Linked DNA regions of Homo sapiens: region 2 is linked to region 1. The links are chromatin loops, found by intact Hi-C in ENCODE. Cell type or tissue: dorsolateral prefrontal cortex. All regions are shown on one strand.

The links. Hi-C counts contacts between places; a loop is a spot of excess contacts. Peaks named below come from ENCODE experiments on the same cell type or tissue, not always from the same donor. Only the 100,000 strongest peaks of a DNase experiment are listed, where the experiment ranks them.
Region 2: it touches region 1 in a loop (5-fold over the local background); 27 of 110 quality-filtered maps call a loop at or near these places.

Annotation. Positions count from the first base shown.
Region 1 is chr1:84,119,146-84,127,145 of GRCh38, reverse strand. It overlaps a transcript of PRKACB not described here. Among named protein-coding and RNA genes, the nearest start is that of PRKACB, 21 kb to the left of the region's middle. RefSeq lists an enhancer at 4,082-4,231. In dorsolateral prefrontal cortex, CTCF peaks have their summits at 3,956 and 4,163 (motif pointing right); a DNase peak (open chromatin) is centred at 4,135; H3K27ac peaks cover 848 bases.
Region 2 is chr1:83,900,517-83,908,516 of GRCh38, reverse strand. It overlaps TTLL7 (tubulin tyrosine ligase like 7), which reads left to right. Exons shown (of 21, transcript NM_024686.6): 16 at 856-1,061; 17 at 2,054-2,188; 18 at 4,358-4,438. Among named protein-coding and RNA genes, the nearest start is that of LINC01725, 44 kb to the right of the region's middle. In dorsolateral prefrontal cortex, a CTCF peak has its summit at 3,024 (motif pointing left); no DNase peak of the experiment used is centred here; H3K27ac peaks cover 3,028 bases.

The DNA.
Region 1 (8,000 bases):
CACAGCTGTCAAGACCTGAAGTACAAAGAAAAGAGGAACTTACAGAAAGATGGAAGAAGAGTATGCCATGCAGATGAAGCTGGGAATTAAAGACCCAGATAGAGGAATAAGGCAAAAAGAGTATGACTACTAGGAAGAGAATGGATTCAGGAATCTTCTGTGTAGGTGGAAGGTAAGAATGGAAACATGAAAAATAGTTAAGGACTACTGCAAAAGTCCAGGCAAGAGATGATGGATACCTGAACTGAGGTTGTGGTGGGAAAGAAAAACAGACAGATTTCATATATATTTTTGAAAAACAAGGAGATTTGATGATTCATTGAACCCAGAAAATTAATAAAAGTAATAAAAGATAATTCCTACTTTTTTTGGCTTGAGCATGTGAATAAGTAGTGATGCCAGTTATTATTAAGCTGGGGAAGGGTGAGGAAGTGATATAGACAGGAGGCGGGGAAATACTGGGTAGAAGAGGGCAGACCCCAACGAGGGCCACACTCTCAAGCCTGGACCTGCAGTCCAAAGTGAGAACATGCATTCCTGTTTTCCTGCCCAAATTTGCCTTTTCCAAAACCATGTTGGCTGTCCCCACCTCCCCATCCTGTACCCATAAAAACCCCAAGCCCCACCAGCAGAGTGGCAGAGTGGCAGAGGAGAGAAGAGAGGCAGCAGAAGGACATCAAAGAGAAGCAGCTTGACTTCAGAGGAACAGCTTGACAGCAGGACTTCGCAGAAGAGTTCCACAGGGGACGGCTGAACTCCAGGAGAAGACCACCTTCCCACTCCATCCGCTTTCCAGCTCCCCATCCTGCCAAGAGCCACTTCTACTGCTCAGTAAAATCCTCCACATTCACCACCCTTCAATTCATTCATATGACCTTATTCTTCCTGGATGCCAGACAAGTACTCGGGTACCAAGAGGGCGGGTGCAAAAGGCTGTCACCCTGACCCTCCACTGATCTGTTAAACACTTAAGTTGTCTGTGGATGGCAAAGCTAAATGAGCACACTGTAACACATGCCCTCTAGGACTCCGGAGGTCACAGGTTCCCCTCCCCTCCCCCCCACCCCCCAGGAAGCTTCCACTGGACTGCACAGGATTCTACTCCTGCGGATGCCCAGAAGCACTTGTCCCAGTCCCTGTACCCACTCACCTGCATGCTCCCCGTCCCGTGAGGGGATGAGAGCTGCGAGCTGAGTAAACAAGTCAATCCCTTTGTGAGTCCCGCGAAGGGGTCAAGGGAACTATCCCATTTCTGAAGGAAGGGGCTGGAGGGGTGTTGTAATAAAAAATTCTATTGGACATATTAAATTTGAGATGCTTACTAGACATACAAATGGAGATTTCAAAAAGATAGCTGAATATGAGTCTGAAACACATCACTGCCTTCTAAATTTTATTTTAATCATATGCATATCTGTTAACAACTAGTTTATACTTCTGGTTGTATTAGGGAAGAAAGATGGTTTAAATTTTCTTTAACTATTAAGTAGATCCTCCTCTTAATTGTGACTGAGTCTTGAAATGCATACCAAAGGTCGTAGGCTCTCTGTACTTCCTCTTCTTTCTAAACTCCCGATGGATTTCTGATAAGCAGAATGCTCCCCCTATTAATTCCATCTACTGCCTGGAAACTGTGGATATGTTTCAATATATGCCTAACTGGACTCTGCGGATGTAATTAAGGCTACTAATTAGTGACTAAATAGATTCCTCTGGATTACTTAGGTGGGCCCGATCTAAAAAAATTTGCTCTTGAAAGCAGAGAACCTTGTCCAGCTAGGAGCAGAAGAGAGCCATGGCAACATGTCATGAAATTTCACGTGTGAGAATGATCAGCACACCATTACTGGCTCTGAGATATTACAGCCTATGTAGAAGCACCAGAGAGAGGGCTCTAAGAGCTAAGGGAGCCCCCTAGATGACAGTCAACCAAGAAACAGAGACCCTAGTCCTATAACCATAAGGTACTGGATTCTGCCAGAAGTATGGATCAGCTTGGAAGTAAATTCTTCCCCAGAAACTCCAGATAAGAGCCTGCCAGAATTCTGACCTACAGAACAGTGAGATAATAAATGGGTGTTATTTTAAGCCACTATTTAAGCCACTATTTAGTTATAGCAATAATAGAAAATTAACACAAGACTTAAATGTAATAAGGTGATGGGGATGAGGAAAGTGGGATTCTATTTCCAGAGTACTAAAATGTATGAAATATGGACATGTGAAACTCCTAGTCATGGTTGATGTGGGCACTGTCTCCCTTTAACACTTAGAGCCCTTCGTGTTGATGAGAAAATTTCATTGATCTACTAACGCCCTAGCCAAGACTATAGCCAGGTAGTCCCATAACTAAATCTCCAGATGGGCTTTCTAAATACCTGAAATGTGAAGATGAAACTTCTTCCCTCAACCACCACTACCACCACAGAAATGGTGCAGGGCATGGGATAGTCACTCCTTTCACTCACATGAGAACCCTCAAGAGCACTGATAGGGCAAACTGCGAACCTCAGGCATTTGACTGCTAGTGTAGTTGCCTGACTCCACAGCATAAAGAGGTGAAGGTAGGGGGCTATAGGCTCAGACAGCAACATTACAAATGTCCAGTTTTAAAAAACACATATTTCCCCTTCACCCATAATTACTACGATAGAAACCCAATTTTCACCATTCAGATAATAACCTGAAAACCTCACTCTTCAGATAATGTGTGTAAAAGCATTCTGGATATGAAAGGCTGTAAAGTTATACTAATACAAAATGTAAGAAACTTCAGGTAAACCAGTAGTCAAAAATCATGCATAGAAGTTCCATTTATGTAAGACGACTTTCTCCTAGCTAATTCCTACTTGTTAATCAAAGTGTAGTTCAATGTTATTTCTTCTCTTCTAGTTCCTAAAATATATTAACACCCACGTTACTGTACTGACCACATTGTAGTAATTGCATGTTTATACTTCTTTTTGTGAGTTTCTCATATCATTTCTTACCAGAATCTAACACACTGATGATCACACAGTATACACTCAATAAATGTTTTTAAATTGATTAATTTCTTCAAGATACCATAGCTTTTTTATGAGATAGCTTTAGGTATCTAAAAGATGAGTCACAGACAGAAATAAAGGCCCTTTATTAGGCCCCAATATATCACATATATTTCTACACTACTTTAGGGAGCTATGCATTTCCAGTCTTCAATTTCTCTCTTTTAATTTAATATTATTGAGTGTAAAAATGTTAAGAAAATACAAAGCTTACTGCCTAGAATATTTTGGAATCCATTTATATTAGACTATGTAACATATTCTAAATGTTGTAAGATTGACTATAACAATGCTAACTTATTATATGTCAGATATCATTCTAAGTGTTTCACATGAAGTAAATAAAGCATTTATTCCTCACAACAATCTACCTTTATATTGGATATTATTATCCCATTTTCCAGAGTGACAAAGAGGTTAAGTGTGCTGCAAAAGGTCACAAATTGCAACATTTTATAGCGTTCTACTTTATTTTCTCTATCCCTCTCCAAAAAGTTTATCAAACCAATTTTAAATGAATTACATTTCCAAAAGTTTTAAGCCTTCCCAAATTCTTTTTTTTAATAAATGGCAATATATAGAAGTGTCACAAAACTAGAGGTTTAAATTACTAAGATTTTGTTAGTACTTTGTTGTTGTACATATGGTTTCTCCTTTTATTTTAGAACTCTAGTAAGTGATTACTGAACCCATTAGTTTCTCTATAAGGAATTGGTGCTGATTTCAGTAACTTTCATTTCTATATCACTCTCCAAGTAACTTTCTTATGATGATTCTGATAAATAGCTTACCATGTTGATACAGTTTTAATTATCAAGTAATATCTGAAGAAACTTTAGTATTGCAGAAAAGTCAAAATTAACTACAACTCCATACCCTGGGAGAAACAATCTCATACATCACTATGTGGTATTCTATTCCAATAAATTCTAACACATTTTAGAACTATGAAATAAAGGTGAGCCTGAGGCACTAGAACTACATTATTGCTTAAACTGACCCTGTTTTAAATCACCCAGGCCCCAAATATATGGTCTGCTGCCAACCATGGCAGAACGGTTAGATGACACTTACCTCACAATATTATAAGCTACGGAGTCAGCCAGAAGGTGGCAGAATGGGGCCATTTAGGCTTCACATACATACCAGAAAAATCTTTTATTGTCATTACCTTAAATTTTAGCAATATAAGATAAACACAAGTTTAGGTTATTATACAAATAAAAGTGTAATGTACCAGAAATATGCAATAACATTATTTTATTTATACAAATCAAACTATAAAATTCTCACATAAACTACCATATCAGAAACTAATATCCATTTTCCCTCTCATAAATCTATTTATACAACCCATGAAAAAATTAAGTCTTCCAAAGATCCCCCATATAATTCCAAAACGTCCTTTTAATTCACTAACAATTTAATGGAAAAATACTAGTAAACGTCACATTACATTTAATTTGGTAAGTTCAATCATAATTACTATATAATGGCAAGGTAAAATCTTTTATAAAATCTCATATAACTTTTAAGAAAACAGTTGTTCTTATATTGAGCTGGTTTAATGCAATTTAGACACTATGACTTAATATATGGCAGATTAGCCATATGATTCTTCTATTACATTTGACTGTTTACAATGGATCTGTTTATCTCTGCATTCCTGGTACCTATCACAGGACTTAGAACACATAAACCCTCAACTGAGAAACATTTGCTCAATTGAGTATAAGATTTCAAAGAGAAAACTGAAGGCCAAAAGCAATTAAGCAGACAGCTAAAACACCAATTTGTCTTAACATGGTTATTTTTATTTTTCTATCAGGTGACCAGCCTTCCCAAATGAAAAATAAAACCACCCACAGAAACTAGATTTTAAAGCCAGATCTGCCAACATTAGCCAATTTACATCAGAGGGAGAGGCTGAAGAGTGCTGGAGAGAATTGTTTTGGAGCAGTTATGAGGTATGCAACACATTCAGGGCAGGAGGTCACCCTTACCTCAAATCAACTGAGGGGCTTCAAGGAAACCACTCAGAGACTTAACATGTACCCTATCTGCTAGGATTTATAAGAGTTAGGGACTGTTTTGGGGGGACTCACCAAATGTACAAAATGTAAAGGTACTAAATGGTAGATAAAACCACCTCTGCTCAGTGGCAGAGTGAAAAGAATTATGTTGAGAGGGGGCTCAACTTGGAATAGCAGGGAAAATACATTTATGTCCTATAGACCCCAGAAAAGAGAGTGTGTGCAAGGGAATCATAAATTGCCAGCCAGAGGAGAGGGCTTCTCTCACAAAGAGAACTGAAATCTGAGGGCCACAGCAGGTTTACTGTGAAGCTAACAGAGATTAAATTTCAGGACCTCTCAAGTGCAGGCAACCCTTCTAATACCCTGGGAGAGATTCTAGCATTGTGTTCACAAGGACACATGCTTTTGTAAGACTTGCAAAAGTAAGATATTTTAATAGCAATTGGTTGAGATTGCTGTCTCTTTTCTCTCCAACTTCCCCTTCTTCACACTTTCCATTATGTCAGGTGCTAATGGAGTGGCACCAGGCATTTTAGAGATCTGAATAAGGGAAAGTTTAGGGGTAATGTACAGTTTTAGCTACGATTGGCAAGAAGTTTGGGGATTTTTCAATTAAAAAGTTAAAAATGACAGACTTGTGATTTGAATGTGTACATATATATGTATATGAATATATATGTATAATACATGAATGTATATGAGGAGTACCTCCTTTTTCATCTTCAAATTTATGTATTAAAAAAACAAGATAAATTTAGAAGAAACATAATGAAATATGAAAGAGATTATAAAGAGGAGACATAAAATCAATAAAAATGTTCCTATATAGAAAAGTGAATTCAAGTTATTTTTTGTAACAAATACACTAAATCATGAAAAAAGGAAAAATTCCAAATAAAAATAATGAATAGGCATGTTGTTTCATAATGTAATTAATCAAGAGAATATGAACATGTTAGAAAAGATGTTTAAGTCTCTTGGCAATTGACACAAAATAGTAACAATAACAAAGATACATAAAACTCGTGATAGCTAGTACAAGAACATTAAAGACAAACTATTAGTGATTATTGTTACTTCAAAAATTACCTAAGATCAAGATTTGAAAAGTCTTGAAATCTTGTAGCTCATACACAAAAGAAACTTCTCAGGGACCATTACCTGGTGTTTCTTCAACCATAAAAAACAAGTATCTGGGAACCAGAAGGTGGAGGTGGGAGTGGTAGATATCACCACCCTATTTCACTGAATCTATGACTATCAATTATAAAAATCACCATTATATCATGTACCACTAAGAAAAAAAAGAAAAATGTACAGCAATTAAACTATGAGATACTTTGTCAGTTATAAATTTTTTCCCTATTAAGAGAGAACTATTTTTGATTTATTTAGACATAACTTTTTAATATCACTCTTGTAAACATATGAAGTGAAAAAAATTTTAAACTTGTTAAGAAATTCCTAAAATGCTTTCATATTCATAGTCTGACTCTTCCAGACTATTTTTTGATGCACAGTCATTATTGTGTGTTTTTACACAATTATTGTTCTTTATATCAAAAATATTGATACAGTATTTTTTGAGGCGCTCTACTACCATCTCCTATATTTTCTTCCAACCTGCTGATACGCATTTTCATGTTTGTGCATGTATAGACAATAACAAGCACATCACAAGAATTGCCTGACTGATGTCATCATTTTAGGAAGCATCCTAATTTCGAATACACTAAAATGTGAGACAAAAGTATGTATGTCAAAATTAATGAACTATAGTATGATAAGTTACCCATTTGAAAATTTTCTACTTCTTGTCTCTGTAACTTTGGACTCTTTAACAGTTGAGACATTTTAATACCCTTGGAAGTACTCTTCAAGAAATATGAATTTAGAAGTACTCTTCAAGTATGGGGAGTACCTGTAACAATTAATCCCTTGAACCAGAAGTTTAGAGTGCCAGCTGGGCATTCTGGTCACATTTCACTGAAAAATACAGGCCGAAAAGGAAAGTTACTTCTGTTTGAGTGATTAATCCTGGTTATTACTGAGACATAAAGTTGTGTTATAGATGGAGGTGGGGTACTTTCTTGTAATTTGCATATTGAGTATAAAAACAGAGAAGACTTCAGTATTCCAATATAGGAAACACTACCAAGGTCTCAATGATTCAAGAATGATGGTCTAAACTACTACCCTGAAAAAGAATCCCTTCTACACTTATATGCTGCAGTGGGAAATTTATAGCAACTTTCAAACAGAACAAGGACTATAGCAGCTACTCATAAATGCCACCTTGCTATGCTATATGTGTGCCTATGTATGTGTGTACATATAAACACATCAATTTCCTTCTTGCCTTTCCCCAGGAATTTTACATAAGGCGTGGTCATTAACTTTATAATTTAGTACTAGGGCTGTGGAAAGTCAAGGTGATATTATGGCTAAATGATATGAGTGAATATCATCTAGAAATTGATATACGGGCTGATGGATTTTTAGATCTCTCTTTTTGGGTAGAAGTTGAGTGTTTTCATTTATATGAAGGACAGTAGCATTAAGTTAGCTGTAGAATAGTGTAATTGCCATTCTTTGAAAGCATCAGTAGAAGGGTATAAATAGGTGATGAACAGCCAAAAGAGTGGACCATGCTGGATATTGTAAATTGGTTCATTCAATGTCCCTTCCATTCTCCTTCTTTAATAGTTGGACAGGTTGGAAAGCTATAAAATATATTTCCTGGACTCCTTGTTCTTAAAGTTTTGGATAAAAATAAAGTTCTCCCCACTAGATGCTCTTCTATGATATTTGAATATGTATTTCTGATGACAAGCATGGTCATGGAAATAAGGTTTCTCAGAAGTATTTCAGTCACTTCCAGCTCCAGCTTCTGAACAATGAAAAAAATCATATTCAT
Region 2 (8,000 bases), 220 kb after region 1:
CTATAGATCCATACATTTTTTTCTTCACTTGTCTTTTTCTATAGGAATTTAACCTACTTAAAAAATTATTTACTCTTGTGACTTAAAATACTCTCTGTTCAGTACTACTCTTTATAATAACCAATTCTGTATTTAAACTCCGTTAGGATAATCTGCATATTTTTCTTTTGTTTTATTACTGTTTTTTTTCTCATGGCTTCTAAATTCTATAACTTAACCTATTTAGCCTGTATGCCTTTCCAGCCCTCCCTATGAATCTTGCTGTAAAATGTTCAATCTCTAACCTATACACAGATTCTTGTGAGTGACCAGTCAAATCTCAAGGGATAGTGGATAGCATCATGGTATTATAGAAAAAGGGAAGACACTGGAATTAGATAGGGTCAGGATTGAAACCTGATCTTGACCACTTCCTTGCTGTATGACCTTGAAAAAGTTCTTTCTCTAAGCCTCTGGGCAATGGAGATCCCTACTTCAGAGGGTTTCCATGAGGACTAAGATATAAGTGTAGCACTTAGCACAATGCCTGGCTTATAGAATATGCTCCATAAATGTTAATTTTCCTTTCTTCTGGTTCTCTTAGCTCATGTTTTCAGGATATAACATTGAAGGATTGTTGATAGTATTATTCCCACAAGGGCCATTTTTTATACATTACAGGGGTTCTTCTGCAACAAGTTCACTGTTGTTGAAAAGTGTATTCCAAACTCATATTCTCATGATGATGCCTATGCTTTGACATTTATTGCTACTTTACTACTAGCTGCTATAATCTTTAGTTTATATAGACTTCATACAGTGAAAAACTTGTATTAATACTGCTACTGTAGTATCCCTCTTCTCCATCACTGATAGGCTCCATAAGACGTTCAGTCAGCTGCCCTCGGTCCATCTCTGCTCAATCACCTTCCAGTGGGGACACCCGCCCATTTTCTGCTCAACAAATGATATCTGTGTCACGGCCAACTTCTGCATCTCGGTCACATTCCTTAAACCGTGCTTCCTCCTACATGAGGCATCTGCCTCACAGTAATGATGCCTGCTCTACCAACTCTCAAGTGGTAGGTCATCTGTTTTGCTCTTTCAAGATTACAGGGAGCTCTGTACTCAGGCAAAGGGGATCAGATGAGAGGAGGACAGACTGAACCTCAGATCCTTTCCATAATTCAACTCATGACCTCTTGAAATTTGGATTATTCACCTACCTTAGCCTACAATTTAGTATGACTCTTAAAAAGTGCAGACTTCACTCTATCACAGAACTCAAAGATGAGCACTGAGAATAGCATTATTTTATTTTCTATTTGCTGATATAGTAGGATAATATTACTGAAAATTACCTGAGGAAATGTATGGTTTTGCAGTGTATTATGCAGTCTATCTTTAAATTTGAGGAAATTTGGAAAATTTTACTTAATGGGACAGTTGATTAATAGGTTAAAAAATGATAAATTCTCCTTAGAGCACTTAAGTACAATGTTATTTATAATGTGTTCTGTATGTTAAATTAACATATAGTATTCCCTTGTTAGCATGAATCCCAGAGATTTGATATTTAGAAAGTAGTGAATTTAGTTTGTAAGAAGGCTTACTTTTAGATGCTCAAATAGATAGCTCCGACTACCTTCACATAGACTAAGGATTTATTTAATTTGTTTATTTAATATGGATCATGTTTCCAAAGGGAAGTCAGGAAATATAAGTGAGTGAATTTCACTTGGTAACAATGAATTTTTTTTTCTAATCAAGAAAAATTGCCTAAGGTATATGTAGCAAATGAAACTGACCAGGAAGTCCTTTTTAAGTATTTATATTTTTATTTTAGTACTTTGAGCTAAATAAGTATAACCTTGTGGAAGTGTGAAAGACACTCTTGGGATTCATATCCATTTAATCCAAAGAATTCACAAGTGTAAAAGAAAATTTTCTTCCTTTTTCATTGTTATTGTTTTCAGTTAAAAGTGCATCATTTTTACCTAGAAATATCTTTCAGATTATACTGGCACAATGAAATAAGACCCCCTCCAAATATCTGTATTCTTTCAAATTTAAGAGTGAGTCTTTGCGGCAACTGAAAACAAAAGAACAAGAAGATGATCTAACAAGTCAGACCTTATTTGTTCTCAAAGACATGAAGATCCGGTTTCCAGGAAAGTCAGATGCAGAATCAGAACTTCTGATAGAAGATGTGAGTATGTGATGTATCTAAAATGCCAAGGAGCTGGTACCTTTTTATTCTTCTTAAAATATTAAAATTTATTTCCTGAAGGCATTATGCTCAGTGACATAGTAAATTTAATTGATGTTCTTTTCAACCTCTACTAGCTTTAGAAAATACAGGGGTTTATTTTAATTGTTACAATTCATGGACAGTGAGATCAGATTATAATCAGCAGTACAAAGTATCTTTTAGTATATAGTGCTATTTTAATGATAAGTCTGCTTCATCAAGTCAGAATAATTAGTGTTAAATAATTATTGTTCTTAATGATTAATCAAATATCATGTTAAACCTGCTTCTATAAAGATTTAGAAAGAACTAATATGGAATGGGGTATGATGAAAAATGTGGGGCTGTGGCATAAAATGTCAAGAATATTTGAATGTGACACCTTGAATGTCACATTTTTGGGGTCAGATTTTTGAAATGACTTATGCTGAGCTGTGTGTTTTTCTTGTTACACACACATGTGCACCACCCAGTGGAACATTCTAAAATGTCAGAGGGTCCTAAAATTCACATTAAAACCAGTGACTTACTCCTAATTTAGAAAGAGGGTCCAAGTTATTTCAGATAATTTTTGTGAAAGCGCATTTCTTCATGCAAGGTTACATTTCTTCATTCAAACATCCTTTTCGTTCCTTCAGTAATAGAACCTTGTTTTTTGGGGGCCATATGTATATTTATAAATATATAAAAATATATTTTGGGCCATTTTTTTTTTTACAGATATAATTTTATAAATTATGTATATAAAATATATGTTTTTTTTTCCCAGAGGAGAGGGCACCATCTAGTGGCCAGTTATAGGATAAAAACTACAGCCATGCACTTGGCATTTTCGTTTTTTAGCATATACTTTAGACCTGTCTGAAGTAAGTGTGTAGAAACAAAAAGCAAACAAACAACAATAAAAGAGACTTTCTTGCTAAAAAACACCCATAACTAGAATTTATATTATGTACTGATGACACAGTCATAAGCAAAGCCCCCAATTATTATATATTTTGTTGTTATATATATTTTTAAAAAGTGAAAATGGTAACTTGTTTGCAAGCTAGGTGCTACTTAGTTACATTAAAGGAAATGAAAGAAAGCATTGGATGTTAAGTATTATACTAGATGTGCTTTTATTTACCTATGTCATCTTATTTGATAAAATTTTCTATATATAGCCAATGACTTTGTAGCACTTTATTTTATATATTTCTTAGAGATATTAGTTATATCCCATCTTTTTGAATCAGGTAGAAGAAAATTAAACAATCAAAGAGTAAAACTAATATTTCTGACTATCATGATTGTTCTATAAAGAATGTATATAGGCTTATATAATTAATAAAATATAATGAATATTTATAGCAGACATCAAATTGTTTATTGTGTGTTCACTACATGTGGTAAATATTTTAATCTGTTTACTACAGTATATATTACAAGACTATATATTCAGAAGTTTTGCAGACTTGCACAAAAATAAAACAAAGTAGTAGAATTCTCATATAGGCTGCCTTCTAATGCATTATTCAATATTTTATTACTATGAATGATAAATCAGCCTCTAAAATACAAATGAAAAATCTATTTCTTGGATTTCTTGCCAAATCTTATGTGCCTGAAGACATTTGACTTTCATTCATTGGAGATTGTTTTTTGTTTTTGAGACAGAGTCTCATTCTGTTGCCCAGGCTGGAGTGCAGTGGTATAATCTCAGCTCACTGCAACCTCCACCTCCTGGATTCAAGTGATTCTTGTGCCTCAGCCACCCAAATAGCTGGGATTACAGGCATGCACTACCACACCCAGCTAATTTTTACATTTTTCTTAGAGACAGGGTTTTGCCATATTGGCCAGGCTGGTCTTGAACTCCTGGCCTCAAGTGATCTGCCTGCCTCAGCCTCCCAAAGTGCTGGAATTACAGGTGTGGGCCACAGAGATTGTATTCTTAATACAACTAGAATAGAAAGCTTTGGATGTAGATGGTTTCTTTAATTTGTATTAGAAATCTTTGCACATGTGTTTTTATGAAAGTTGGCATTATTTGTTGCAAGTATATTATAGTGCTTTCATTACACAAATTAATTTAAAAAATGGGTTTCAACCTGTAAATTTCTTAATGTTCCTCCTTCCAAACAGATCATTGATAACTGGAAGTATCATAAAACCAAAGTGGCTTCATATTGGCTCATAAAATTGGACTCTGTAAAACAACGAAAAGTGAGTAATGCTCAAAACAAGTTTTTTCCCTCTTGGATTATGTATTAAGCTAGGATCATTAAGCCAAATTCATAGACAGACTGTATATTTGCTCATTTGTTTACTCATTTCTTCAACAAACACTTATTAAGTATCTATTATGTGTCAGGCACTCTTCTAGGTTCTGAGGATACAAAAGTGAATTTTTAAAAATCCATGCTTTCATAGAACTTACATTCTAGTTAAGATGTCTGATAATAAATAAATGCATAATAGAATGTAAGGTAGTACAGTCAGCCTTCTATGTCTGTGGGTTTCGCATCCATGGATGCAACCAACCAGGGATTGAACGTGTTTGGAAAAAAAAGGATGGCTGTGTCTGTACTGAACATATACAGACTTTTTTTCCCTTGTCATTATCCCTAAACAATACAACAGTGTAACAACTATTTACATAAAATTTACATTGTATTAGATATTATAAGTAATTATAAGTAATCTAGAGATGATTTAAAATATACAGGTGGATGTGCATAGGTTATATGCAAATATTCCACCATTTTATATCATGGACTTGAGCATCCATGGATTTTGCTATCTGGGAGTGGGGGTCCTGACGCCAGTCCTCACAGGTGGAGAGGGATGACTGTACTAAGTACTATGAAGAAAAATAAATTGAGATAAAAAAATAGAGGGAAGGTAGTATTTGAGCAGAGACTTAAATGAGAATCATGCTATACAGATATCTTCAGAGACAATGTTTCAGGCAGAGGGAAGAACAAATACAGAGATGCTGAGGTAGAAATTAGTTTGATGGGTATATGAAGCAGAGCAAGGCACCATTTTATTTATATATTTATAGGATAGTCTGTTTTAGCTGGAAAATGGTGAGTGATGGGGTCTTGGTAAGAGATAAGGTTGGACAGATAGGGAGGACCTAGGTCACAACTTTGTAGGCTATGGAAAGATACTGGGTTTTATTTCAGTTGATGAGGAACCACGGGAAATTTTGAGTAAAGAAGTTACATAGCCTGTTAGAATTTAAGAGAATCATGAGAACTACTTGTGAAGAATAGAACCGGGGGAGTGGGAATTTGGCAGAATAGAAATAGGGACCAGCTAGAAGGTTTTTAGGGTAACCGAGGCAAGAGCTAATGGGTGCTTAGCTAGGGTGGTAACTGAATGGATGGATGCTGGAGAAAGAGGGGGAGGGTTTTGCTGTTTCTGTTGTTTCATTTTATTTTTATTTTGACCATGTTGATGTTGATATATTGATTGGACATCCAAGTGAAAATGTTGAGTGTGTAGTTGTATAAGAGTTTTGAGTTTAGGGCTAAGATTGTGTATGGTGAACAAAAATTTAGGAGTCTCTAAGATATTTAAGGTGTCAACTAGATGAAACTACCTCGAGTTTCAAGGACTGAGGCCTGAGCCACTCCTACATGTAGAAATCAGAGAGATGGGGAGAATCTATCAAAGGGGACTGAGAAGGAGCAGCCAGTAAAATGTGAAAAAACCATGAGAACTGGGTGTCCTTGAAGCCAAGAAAAGAAATTATTTTAAGGACAGAGTAATCAATTGTGTCACATATTGCTGACAGAGGTTGTAAGCTGAGCACTAAGAACTGACTGTAATTTTTGGCAATGTGGATGTTAGCGATGACCCCAATCATAAATTTAGAGGGGTGGTGGGGAGTAAAACTTGGAATATGTACAAGAAGAAGAAAAGTGGAAAGCAAAACACCACAGTTACTACAGGCACTTTTTCAAGGAATTTTGCTATAGAGGGGAAAGGGAAATGTGGTGGTGGTAGATGGAGAGAAATGTGGGCCAACAAGAAGGTTTTTGTTTTTTTTTAAGATGAAGATGTTTTCAGTTTGTATGATGATGAGAATGATTTAGAAGAGAGGAATGGCCCAGGAAAGAGAGGTGTTAAAAAGTTCTTGAGTAAGTAAGCTGTGAGAGGGGGAGGGTTTTCCTAATCAAGAGCATTTATTCTAACAGGGGGGAAGGCAGGTGCATGGGAATGTGGTGGGAAGATGGGAAAGTTTTCTTCTGGTGGGGAGGGCTTCTGGAGATTTGGGGAGAGAGTATAAGGTACATAATGGTTGTCTTGGAGAGTGGAAGAGTGGAGTGGCCAGCACCATGAAGGGCCCATCAACTGCACTGTAACATTGTTTTCTGGGAGATAGACTATTTTAGTAGTGGAGTGAAGTTGTCGAATTCCTTCAGTAATACAAACTATCACTTGCCCTTTCTAGGAATTGTCATGAATAAGCTGAAACTTGATGCTGATTACATGATGACTCTTAAATTATATACTTTTATCTGAGTAAGCTGAACTCACTGTTGCACATTAACTCATTCAGCAAATATTTGCTTAGTGTCCTGCCATGTGCCACGTAGAGTACACTGTTGAGGAGGGTGTAGTAAAGCTGGTGACAGAGGCAGATTGCAAAACACATGAGAAGCCCTGAATATGTTTTCAAGTCGCTGACTTTGGCTTCGATTAATGGAAATATGGAATTTTTATTAGAATTGGAACCCTGAATTTCCTTAAGTCCATATAATTTTTGTAATCTAGAAGAGAGAGAAGTGTAGGTAAGTTGCTAATTTAAAAAAGTAGAGAGTACGATATTAATAATACAGGATAAATGTGGTATTTCAAACCAATAGAGAAAAGATGATTTTTCCACTAAGTGGTACTGAAGCAATTATCTATTTGTAAGAAAACTAAGTTGGAGCCTTAATTCTCACTATATAAAAACAAACTTCATATAATTGCAGCTTTCTATGTAAAAAAGAAAATATTAAAAATTTAAAAGAAAATACAGAAGGATAAGTTTATAATCTTAGGAAAAGATCAGCAGATTTGATTACATAAAATCTTATGAAAGGTAAAAGATATCTTAAAAGGCAGAAGTTGAGAGGGCAATTGGGTGGGGGATAGAGGAGGAGTTTGAGGAAGACAGATAAGTGTAGCACATAAAATGACAAGTAACACTAGTGAACCAATACCTTCTGCAAATCAATCAACAAAAGAAACTTGCCTATAAATGTTGACAAATAAAATGGCAAAGCATATAGAAAGACCATGAAAAGACAACTTATGGATTTCAGATAGCCATTTAACATGTAAATAGATCCTTGACCTTACTAATGAAGAGGAAAAAACAAGTAAAAAACATCATATGAGCAAAAATTAGTAAGACACATAATATCCAGTGATGGAAATAGTATGGGTAAAAGGGCCTTTGCTATGCTATTAGACAGAAAGATAGTACATTGGTACAAGTCTTTAGAAAAGTAATTTGTAGTATCTATTAAAATGACATGTTCATAATGTTATGAGTCAGCAAAACCACTTCCAGCATTCCATCCTACAGAATAATTGCCTGAACGTGTAAAAGATTTTTGTACATAAGCATTCATCACAGTGATAAGGCATCTCCATGGAAAGGGCTTGTGAAGTAATGGTGCTGTGCGTTTGTTTTGTGTTGAGGTAGGAATAAGGGAAAGAGGCAGAGAGTGTCTCTCCCTGACCCCAGGACCTTGCTTCGGCTGTCCTTGCTGACTAGAATCCC